Linked DNA regions of Homo sapiens: region 2 is linked to region 1. The links are chromatin contacts, found by Hi-C or POLR2A ChIA-PET in ENCODE. All regions are on one chromosome and are shown on one strand. Each heading gives the region's core, a stretch centred on a gene start or an enhancer-like site at or near the end of the contact. The rest is flanking DNA. Distances are from core to core; before and after follow the strand shown. Region 1 overlaps MAML2 (mastermind like transcriptional coactivator 2). Region 2 overlaps MAML2 (mastermind like transcriptional coactivator 2).

Region 1 (4,784 bases), core at 632-3,131:
TTATGGCAGTATTCAACGTCATCTGTAATCTTATTTCTCAATATTCCTTATTCCAGGTCAAATAAATTTACTTCTCACTATTTCTTTTCACATGCCCTGAATACGAAACTTATTCCACTTGTAATTCCTTTAAAAGTGTGGTTGTTATACTATGTTTACTTTTTATCAGGCATTAAATATTTCATAATGCAATCTCAAACTCACCAACAAATTCACACCCAGGCTGCACCTTTTGGTGCTCCACCCTCCACCTACAATAGTGGACCCCACCTACTCTATCAGAATCCTACAGTCCTTCAAAATCAATGTCAAATTTTACTTCTTTGGGAGACTATCCTCAATCTTTGCAGGCTGGATTTAATCTTTCTTTCCATTACATTTTCTCTTACTTTTTATACTTTTTACTGTAAAAAGTATACTTTTTTCTCTTACTTTTTATACTTTTTAGTATATTTTATACTTTTACTATAATGCAAATCTGAATCTAGTACTTCCCCTTGTGTTAAATCCTTAAAATCTCTTCTGTTGCTTTTTAATGTAAATTCTGGCCTCTCAAGCCCTATCCTCCTGCTTCTTATCCCATCTTTACCCATCAATTCCCCCTTCTCGTGCACACTCAATACCTTGGCAGGCATAATATGTAGTATCCTTTATTGTCCCTAGGTCTTTGAATATGCTGGTTGTTCTGGCTGAAATAACCCTCCTACTCATCTCTTACTCCACTTTCAGATATTCGGTAGATAGAAAGTTCTTTCTGAAATCATTTCTAGTAGTTACCAGAGTATGGCATTTAATCACATGCATTACAATTGGCCAATTTATCTGACATATCCTCAGTGGGCTCAAGGCTTCTCTAGGGTGAAGAGAGGATTTGCCTTGTTTATGGCTCTCCCCTCATTGCAAATTATTATTTACTGAATAATTATAGCACTTGTGATACCCTGCATTTCTGACTCTCACTACAAAGCTCCTTGAATATAAAATTATTTGATTTTGTTGTTATCTTTTCTGTATACTTTAGCTCTAATTCACCTGGAGATGCTTACTTTTTATTTCATTTGGCCAAATAGTTTGAAGGGAGGCAATGAAACCAGGGCTGAGCAGATAAATACTGAAGGAGGGTTAATGCATGAAGAGTGTGTGGGAAACACAATCTTGTCTTTCTTAAACAGTCAAATATTAGGTTGGTGCAAAAGTGATTACGGTTTTTGCCATTAAAAGTAGTGGCAAAAATCGCAATCACTTTTGCATCAACCTAATATATACAGTGCAAATGGGAAATGTATTTTACATTTTCTTTTAAAAAATCCCCCATTGTGAGTTGCTTTATTTTGGAAGCCAAATCTTGGTTTTGAGGCTCCATGTTGGCTTTTAAAATTGCTTTTGAAACTCTTATCTCTAAAATCAGTTTGGATTTGAGTTGATTCAAGTTCAGTTTACTGTTTCTGCCCCTTAAGCCTGGGGAACAACACTGGTTTCTTTTGCCTGATTCAAATGCCCATGTTGGTTGTTCTAGACATTCCTGGGCTGGGCAGGGCTGGTTAGCAGAGGTGCCATGCATTCCAAGTGTCCAGCAGTTGTTAAATCAAGTTTGGGTTTTTTTTTCTTCCTGCAGTACACTAAATGTATGGAATTATCCTCTCTTACAGTCAGCACACCTTTGTTGCTGTCACGTAAGTAGGCACAGTAAATATAAATGGAAAAGAATAAACTCCCTCTGTTGGGTCAACAGGTTTGTTCAGTAGAAATTAAGAGAAAGTTTTACCGCGTCAGCCAGCATCTGCTGCTGGAGAAGAAGTTGCTGTTTCTGCTCCATGATCTGCCTCTGTAGAGTCTGCTTCTTTCCCATCAATTGCTGATTCAACAGTGATTGCTGGGAGTTCATGTAACCACTTCCAGTGTTTGGATTTGAGCAGGGGTTAGGACTTGGACTGGGGCCTGTGTTCTGGCCTACCACAGAGTGTTGATCCTAAAGAAGAGAAAGGGGGAAGGAAAAGCTACTGTGAATTAAAAAAAGAAAAATGTAGCACAAAGATCATACACTCAGATTCCAAACATTTTTCATCTTATTAAAGATCAAACATGGTTAAATGGGTTGGAGATCAGAGAATCGCTTTTTAAATGTAGAAGAAATAATTGCATAACACAGCAACCAAAGCAGCTGGGTTAATGACATTAGGGCACTGGAAAAGCTCCCATGAGGACTCTGATTGTGGAACCTCCACATTCCAGAAGGTGTTTATGGAACCTCAAAGAAAACTACCATAAAAACATATGGCAAACCTCTCAATTTCTCAGGAATAAACATCATAACCTAACAAATCCTTCCTTTTCCCAAAGTTAGCATGTATCATTGCTGATCCTGCAATGAAAGTCATGTTTTAATTCACGTGTTTAAAAGTTGAAACTATTTTGGACAGAAGGCATTTTGCCTTACCCAGCTTTCTGTGACAGAAAGGCAGGAAGGCCTCTAAGTTTCTGTTTTATAAACTCAAACTTGGAAAGGACTTCACTTCTCAGGGCCTTGTAAATTTTGTTCCGCAGTCAACAATTCAGGTATCTCGGCGCAAGAATCTCAGTAAAAGAATACCCGACACACTGACAATGAGAAAATATTGATTAAAAACTCAACTGTATATCAAATAATATTGGGTATTGGTGAACTGCCTTTCTAATTTGAGGTCTCTACCAATTTTTTGGCATTGACAGATCAGGACTCTGCAAGACAGTAAGCTAAACCCAGTTGAATATTCTCATTAATTCCCAATGATGTATTTAGGATTGAGCTCTACACTAGTACACTAGTAGGGTTACAAGAAGACTAGAAAATATGGTTATCACCTTAGAGAATTTATCACCCAAGTGAGGGAGAAATGCTTACATGTATAAATATAAGAAAATGTAAAATCAAATTTTAGTTTACATGATATAAACACTAAGTCAAAAATTGTTATACTTTGATCAGAATGATCTGGGAATCAGCTTATAAGGCAGATGCCCTGGCCTTGTCCCAGGGATTCTGAGGCTATAGATCAGGGTACCTCCTTAGGTTATTCTGATACTCATTGGTCCAGGGAATATGCTTTGGGAAACACTGAATACATGGGAACAAAAGAAATCCAACTCTCTCTTTTTTTTTTTTAAGAGACAGAGTCTCACTCTATTACCCAGGCTGGAGTGCAGTGGCATAATCATGGCTCACTGCAGCTTCAACCTCCCAGGCTCAAGCAGTCCTCCCACTTCAGCCTCCTAAAGTGCCTGGGACCACAGGCGTGCGCCACCTGGCTAATTTTTAAATTTTTTTTAGAGACAGGGTGGCTAATTTTTAAATTTTTTTTAGAGACGGGGTCTTACTATGTTGCCCAGGCTGGTCTCAAAGTCAAGGGCTCAAGTGATCCTAGATCCTTGGCCTCCCACAGTGCTGGTATTACAGGCATGAAGCACTGTGCCCAGAAAAAAAAAAAAAAAATCCATCTGTCATTCACCAACTAAACTATGTAAGGTTACAAGACATAAAAACATTAAGCAGGGAGTTGGGTGCGGTGGCTCATGCCTGTAAACCTAGCACTTTGGGAGGCCGAGGCAGGTGGTTCACCTGAGGTCAGGAGTTTGAGACCAGCCTGGCCAACATGGTTAAACCCCATCTCTACTAAAATATGAAAATTAGTTGGGTGTGGTGGCACATGCCTGTAATCCCAATTACTTACTCAGGAGGCTGAGGCATGAGAATCACTTGAACCTAGGAGGCAGAGGTTGCAGCGACCCGAGATTGTGCCGCTGCACTCCAGCCTGGGTGACAGAGCAAGACTCTGTCTCAAAACAAAAACAAACAAACAAAAAACCACAAAGCAACTCCCATGATACCACATGAGTAGAGGTGGTAGGTACACTGTTTGTGGAAATTATCTTTTTTATTTCTTTCTCTTTCTTTAACTATGTGCCGAGCTGAAATAAATAAACAAGTAAGTAAGTAAGCCACAAGCCGAAAGCCTTGGCCTTGCTTTAGTAATCTCTGAGGCTACAGAGCTCACCAGCTGCCTCAAAAGCAAAGGGTTACAAAATAATTCTAAGGGCGACCATCCACTGAGGCTTATTATCAGCCAGTCACTGTGGTCCGTGCTTTACGTGATTTATCTCATTCACTCCTCCCAACAAAACAATGAGCAAGAACTTGTATTATTAACCCAACTTTGCAGATGAGAAACCTGAGCTCAGAGAGATCACATAGCTGTAAGTGGCCGAGGAGGATTTGAAGCCAGGTCTGTCTGACCCCACAACTCTAGTTCTCAATCAGTACACTTTACTGCCTGTCACGTGAGACAGGAAGCATTGAGAAGAAAGATTTTTGTACTTTAAACCTGGGCCAACCCATCAGTTCATGCAGCACTCTTCCCAGGGTTGAGCACCCTCAGGTCAGGAAGGTGGAAAGAAGTGTGTTGGAGAGAAGGACAGGGGAGTGAGGACAGGGTGGGGAGATCCTCTTCACTAGTTAGTAAAAAATAATTACAGCCATCTCTGAGGTACATCCTTTGAGCAGCTTAAGGAAACCATCCTCTAATATATTTACACCCCTATGACCAGTCAGTTCTTTCAACTTTAAATCCATCATGAATTTCGGAGACTTCACCGCCTGTGTTCTATAAGCCACTAAGAATGTGGACTTGGAGACAAGTACTTGAGGGTCATTGACAGAATGGCAAATGAGGATCGGTGAGCTGAGTGTCTTGGAGGGCAAAAGGAGGAGGAAATACATGGAGGATTGGGGGCTGGGCCTTTTGGTGCAC
Region 2 (4,784 bases), core at 581-3,080, 46 kb after region 1:
CTCAGTGAGGCTACAGGGATTAAATGTGAAAATGGTCTGAAACTGTGCCTGTCATACAGTGAAACCCTCAAAAAACAGAATATAACTGAATAAAATAATGCACAAGTATAGCAATTTTAAAAAACTTTACCACAGTATTATGTTCAATTAAAACAGATTTTTGTGGAAAACATAGCTATTCTTTGAGATGCTACACATGTAATTCTATAATAAAGTAGGCACATGACACACAGAAAATCTCTCATCTAATGAGTGGCTTAACCCCACCGGAATGACACATACAAACGGACATAATCAAAAAGCCGGGGGTAAGATATAGGTATAGGGCCCAAGAAAAAAGATGGTATGTCTCAGGTTTTAAGTAGGGGTAGAAGGGCACTTTAAGTTCACTCTAGAGAGTTTTATTTCCTCTAACAACTAGGAGAGGTGGATCTTTCATTCATTTTAAACTCTTTTAGCACTACTCTCTGCAGGAATATGATGGGAAAGAACACATGATCACCATTCCTGACTCAGAGCCCCTGGAACAGGTCTGGTCACCACCACAATCACAGTTGCAGTGGACGGTGAAAAAGCACTTGGTGTGAAAATAAGATTTTAGGAGCTCACGATAGGATGGCAAATAGGGATACATTGTGATTTGAGGGTTTCACTTCTTTCTTTCCTACTTGGCCCATGATGAGGGAAACTAGATCTCAAGATTCAAGAATATGTTGAATCCTTATCTATTTAAATTTAGAGATTTAACCAAGAAGTCCCATTGTAAAAATAACTCCGGGGCTGAGATGTGGCGATCCAAATTCCTGAAAATTGTTAACCCCCAATAATTCTTACTGCCTTGAATTCCCCAGGAATGACAGTATATTTCTAATTTCCAGGTGTGCTGCGGCTAACTTAAACAAGATAAAACACCTTTCATGGTATTTAAAAACACCAGTGGGTTTTCTCCCTATAGTCTCCACTCCCAGCTCAGAGGACTGTAATCCTAAACTTGGAGCACCATCTTAGATAAGTGAAAGCGGAGTAGATAATTTTGAACTGGATCCATCTTGGAAATTTGATCGGAGTCTGAGAATACCGCCTAGGTTGTTCCTGCACTGCCGTCGGGAGCCAACGCACCTGGGCTCTTGCCAGTACTTGCTTTCTGCCCAGTCACCAGATGCATTCTGGGATGTTTCTGCCCACAAGCAAAACTTTGGCTTGTTTTTCTTCACAGCAACTAATGCCTCAGAAAATAAAAAATAAAAAAACAACAACAACAAAAAAAATAACTCTGGCTTTGCAGTTTCCCTGCTGCCTTTAAACCTGTAATGCTAAATGACGTGCCCACAATAAAATAAGAATAAGTGCTCTTTTCTCCTTTTAAAAATCACCAGTGGCTACAAGATCTTTGGCTAAATTGTCCAAAAGTCCAGGTGTTCTCTCTCTTGCTCTTTCTCTGATATATACACATGCATTTCGAGACAAACACCCTTATACACGGTTGTAAGACAGTTTCAACTTTATTTGACAGCTGTTTGCAAATTTAGCCCTGTTACTGAAGCATGCATTCACCAGCTGGCTGGTGACCATGGAAAACTAATAAATACTTAAAGAGGTCTCCAATCAGTGAGCAAAGAAGCTTAGATTGATACTATGACTTCTGAGTTTTGAGGCAATCACCAGTAACATAGAACAGGCCAATTCAGAGAGGACGTGCAAAGGGGAAGAAACCAAAAACACACAGGTTAGAACCAGCAATTGGCTGGATCTTTTCTCCCAGAGGGAGCTGTGTTCAAAGGCAATTCACCCACAGAGCCTGGATGTGTCACCAGCCAGGAGCTCTCGCTGGGCATTCTAAGCTTTGTTTCTGTTTCCTTGACTGCTATTTGTTTACTTCAAGGCTCATAAACTTGCCTCTTGATATTTTAACTCCCAATCCTGACAGTGACAAAATACCCCAAGAGATGGCTTGGCTAATAAAGATCACTAGATATAGGCTAAAATTAGGCAGGGTGGGGCTGTGAAAATAGGTATTACATTAACGTACTAAAGAGAATGTTGAAAATCCACATTCTTGTGCCATAATTAGAATAACATTGTAATATTCTGGCATCTATATTTTACTCGTAAAATATGAAAGCAGGTAAATATTAAGAATTTAATAAATATATACTTAATATAAAATGAAGGAATCTGAGGAACATGCTCCACCAAATTGAATTCTATGGAATTTTACTGTCTTGTGCATTAGTAATGTGTGTTCTATGGGAAAGGAAGGTTGTGGTTAGAAAATAATGTACTAGACATTTTTTTGTTTGCTTGTTTGTTTTACTGTGGGTCTTAGCAACACCTGTATTATATCGACATACACATCTTCATCGTTCCTTATACTCATTTAACCACAGAACCATTTTGGTGTATGTGGTGAAACTAGATTTTGCGTAAATCAATTTGGAATGTCTTCTACTGAACACATCTTAGGAAATGTTGATCTAAGGAAAAACGCAAAATAGATAAAAATTATGACTAGATCTTGAATAAATTCAATGTTTTAAACTGGTTCAACTATTCAATCGCTTAGAACTTTCTCATCCAAAGCAATGTGCTAGGCACTTAAGCCCTATCTGGAGGAATTCACAGCAAGAGACCCATATACCAAGCTTGCTCTTACTGCATGGTATTTGTATTTGCTGTTTCCTCTAACTGGAATGCTCCTCCTCATGGTCCTTACTTTATCTGGGTCACTTCTCCAGTGTTGCCTATAGAGAAGTCTTCCCTCATAACTTATCTAAAATAGCACTTCCATCACTCTCTAACTCTCTACCTTGCTTAATTTTTTTCAAAGTACCCAAAATGATTTTATGTATTTCCTTATATACTTATTGTTCATCTACTCTATTGAAACCTAGCCCTATCAAAGACATAACTGTTTTATTCAACCTTGTATCTTCAGCACTTAGTATAGTATGTGGCATTTAGTAGGTGCTTAATAATACTTGTCAAATGAATGAATGAATAAATAAATGAATGAAAATAATTCTAGGCCAGGCGGAATTACTGGTGGCACACATCTGTAATCCCAGCACTTTGGCAGGCCAAGTTCACTTGAGCCCAGGAGTTTGAGACCAGCTTAGGCAACATAGTGAGACCCTGTCTACACAAAAATGTTTTTAAAGAATTAGTCAGGCATGATGATGTATGCCTGTAGTCCCAGCTACTTGGGAGGCTGAAGCAGAAGGATCACTTGAGCCTAGGAGGTTGAGGTTTCAGGGAGCCATGATTGCACCACTGAACTCCAGCCTCAGTGACAGAGCAAGACCAACTCAGAAAAAGAGGAGAGGAGGGGAGAGGAGGAGACAGAGGTGAGAGAAGAGAGAAGAGAGGGGAGAGAGGAGGAGAGGAGGGGAGGGGAGAGGAGAGAGGAGACAGGAGAGGGGAGGGGGATAAGGGAGAGGGGAGGAGAGGAGACAGGAGAGGGGAGAGGGGAGGAGGGAAGAGGAGAGGAGGGAACAGAAAAGAATTCCATAAAAGTAACATAGGAGGAGCTAGAGGAATTTGGGTTGAGGCTGCTAAGAAAGGCTTTATGGAGAAGATGACATTTGAGCTTTGCATTGAATATGGGAAGGTTTCTGACATGGCGCAAATAGAATAAATAGTTTAGGATAAGAAAGAAAGCTTAAAGGCCCAGAAGTAGCCTTGAAAAAGTAACCTTTAGACAGGCAGGAAAAGAGATCATCGGCCGGGCGCGGTGGCTCACGCCTGTAATCCCAGCACTTTGGGAGGCCAAGGCAGGCGGATCACGAGGTCAGGAGATCGAGACCATCCTGGCTAACATGGTGAAACCCTAACACGGTGAAACCCTGTCTCTCAAAATACAAAAATTAGCCGGGCGTAGTGGCGGGTGCCTGTAGTCCCAGCTACTCAGGAGGCTGAGGCAGGAGAATGGCGTGAACCCGGGAGGCGAAGCTTGCAGTGAGCAGAGATCGTGCCACTGCACTCCAGCCTGAGCGACAGTGACAGAGCAGGACTCTGTCTCAAAAAAAAAAAAAAAAAAAGATCATCACAACCTGGGGCTAGCAGCCTATTCGCTGCACTCAGGAATGAGACACTTCCAAAGCAACACAAGTCCTCAAACCGGGGTTCCCTTTAGATGTCTGAGCCTGGCCTATTCTATTCATGTTTTCCTGGTTCAATAGTTTGTTCATTCATTATATTATTTATTATGTGCCAGGTACACTTCAAGGTGACAGATAAAGCAGACATAAAAATCCTGGCATTCATAGAACTTACATCTAATGAGGAAATAATATAATAAATGTCATAATTATAGTACATATTAGAAGATGGCAAGCATTACAGAAAAATAGAGTAACAGAGATGAAAAGTGTTGGGGTAAAAATTGCATTTTCTAAACTTTCTATTGCAGTATAATACACACACAGAAAAGTATCATATCATTAATGTACAACTCTGAGTTTGCACACAATATATGACCTTTATGTAACTAGCTTGGAGAACAAAAAACAAAACATTACCAACAGTCTAAAAAACCTCCTTGGCTGGGCACGGTGGCTCACACCTGTAATCCCAGCACTTTGGGAGGCCGAGGCGGGTGGATCACCTGAGGTCAGGAGTTTGAGAACAGCCTGACCAACATGGTGAAACCTCGTCTCTACTAAAAATACAAAAATTAGCTGGGCATGGTGGTGGGCGCCTGTAATCCTAGCTACCCAGGAGGCTGAGGTACGAGAATTGCTTGAACCCAGGAGGCGGGGGTTGCAGTGAGCCGAGATCGTGCCACT

The links. Hi-C counts contacts between places; a loop is a spot of excess contacts on that map. ChIA-PET counts read pairs that join two places held with the same protein, here RNA polymerase II (POLR2A). Pooled maps may share reads with other maps.
Region 2: a map of PC-9 shows a loop between it and region 1 (8-fold over the local background). The contact joins two enhancer-like sites. A Hi-C loop is called at or near these places in 3 of 168 maps with a recorded cell type or tissue (PC-9, astrocyte of the cerebellum and mesothelial cell of epicardium) and 2 of 50 pooled maps. POLR2A ChIA-PET finds 5 or more read pairs at or near these places in 3 of 52 experiments (OCI-LY7, Panc1 and activated CD4-positive, alpha-beta T cell).

The regions. Positions count from the first base shown.
Region 1 is chr11:95,989,755-95,994,538 of GRCh38, forward strand. It overlaps MAML2 (mastermind like transcriptional coactivator 2), which reads right to left. Exons shown (of 5, transcript NM_032427.4): 3 at 1,766-1,969. Among named protein-coding and RNA genes, the nearest start is that of MTMR2, 68 kb to the left of the region's middle. Within about 2 kb of position 1,882, at least 3 of the 41 ENCODE cell types and tissues checked have a DNase peak (open chromatin) inside an H3K27ac peak, as active enhancers do; they include PC-9, where a contact is called at or near this core.
Region 2 is chr11:96,035,946-96,040,729 of GRCh38, forward strand. The region is part of intron 2 of MAML2 (mastermind like transcriptional coactivator 2); the gene reads right to left. Among named protein-coding and RNA genes, the nearest start is that of MTMR2, 110 kb to the left of the region's middle. RefSeq lists an enhancer at 3,864-4,364. Within about 2 kb of position 1,831, at least 2 of the 41 ENCODE cell types and tissues checked have a DNase peak (open chromatin) inside an H3K27ac peak, as active enhancers do; they include PC-9, where a contact is called at or near this core.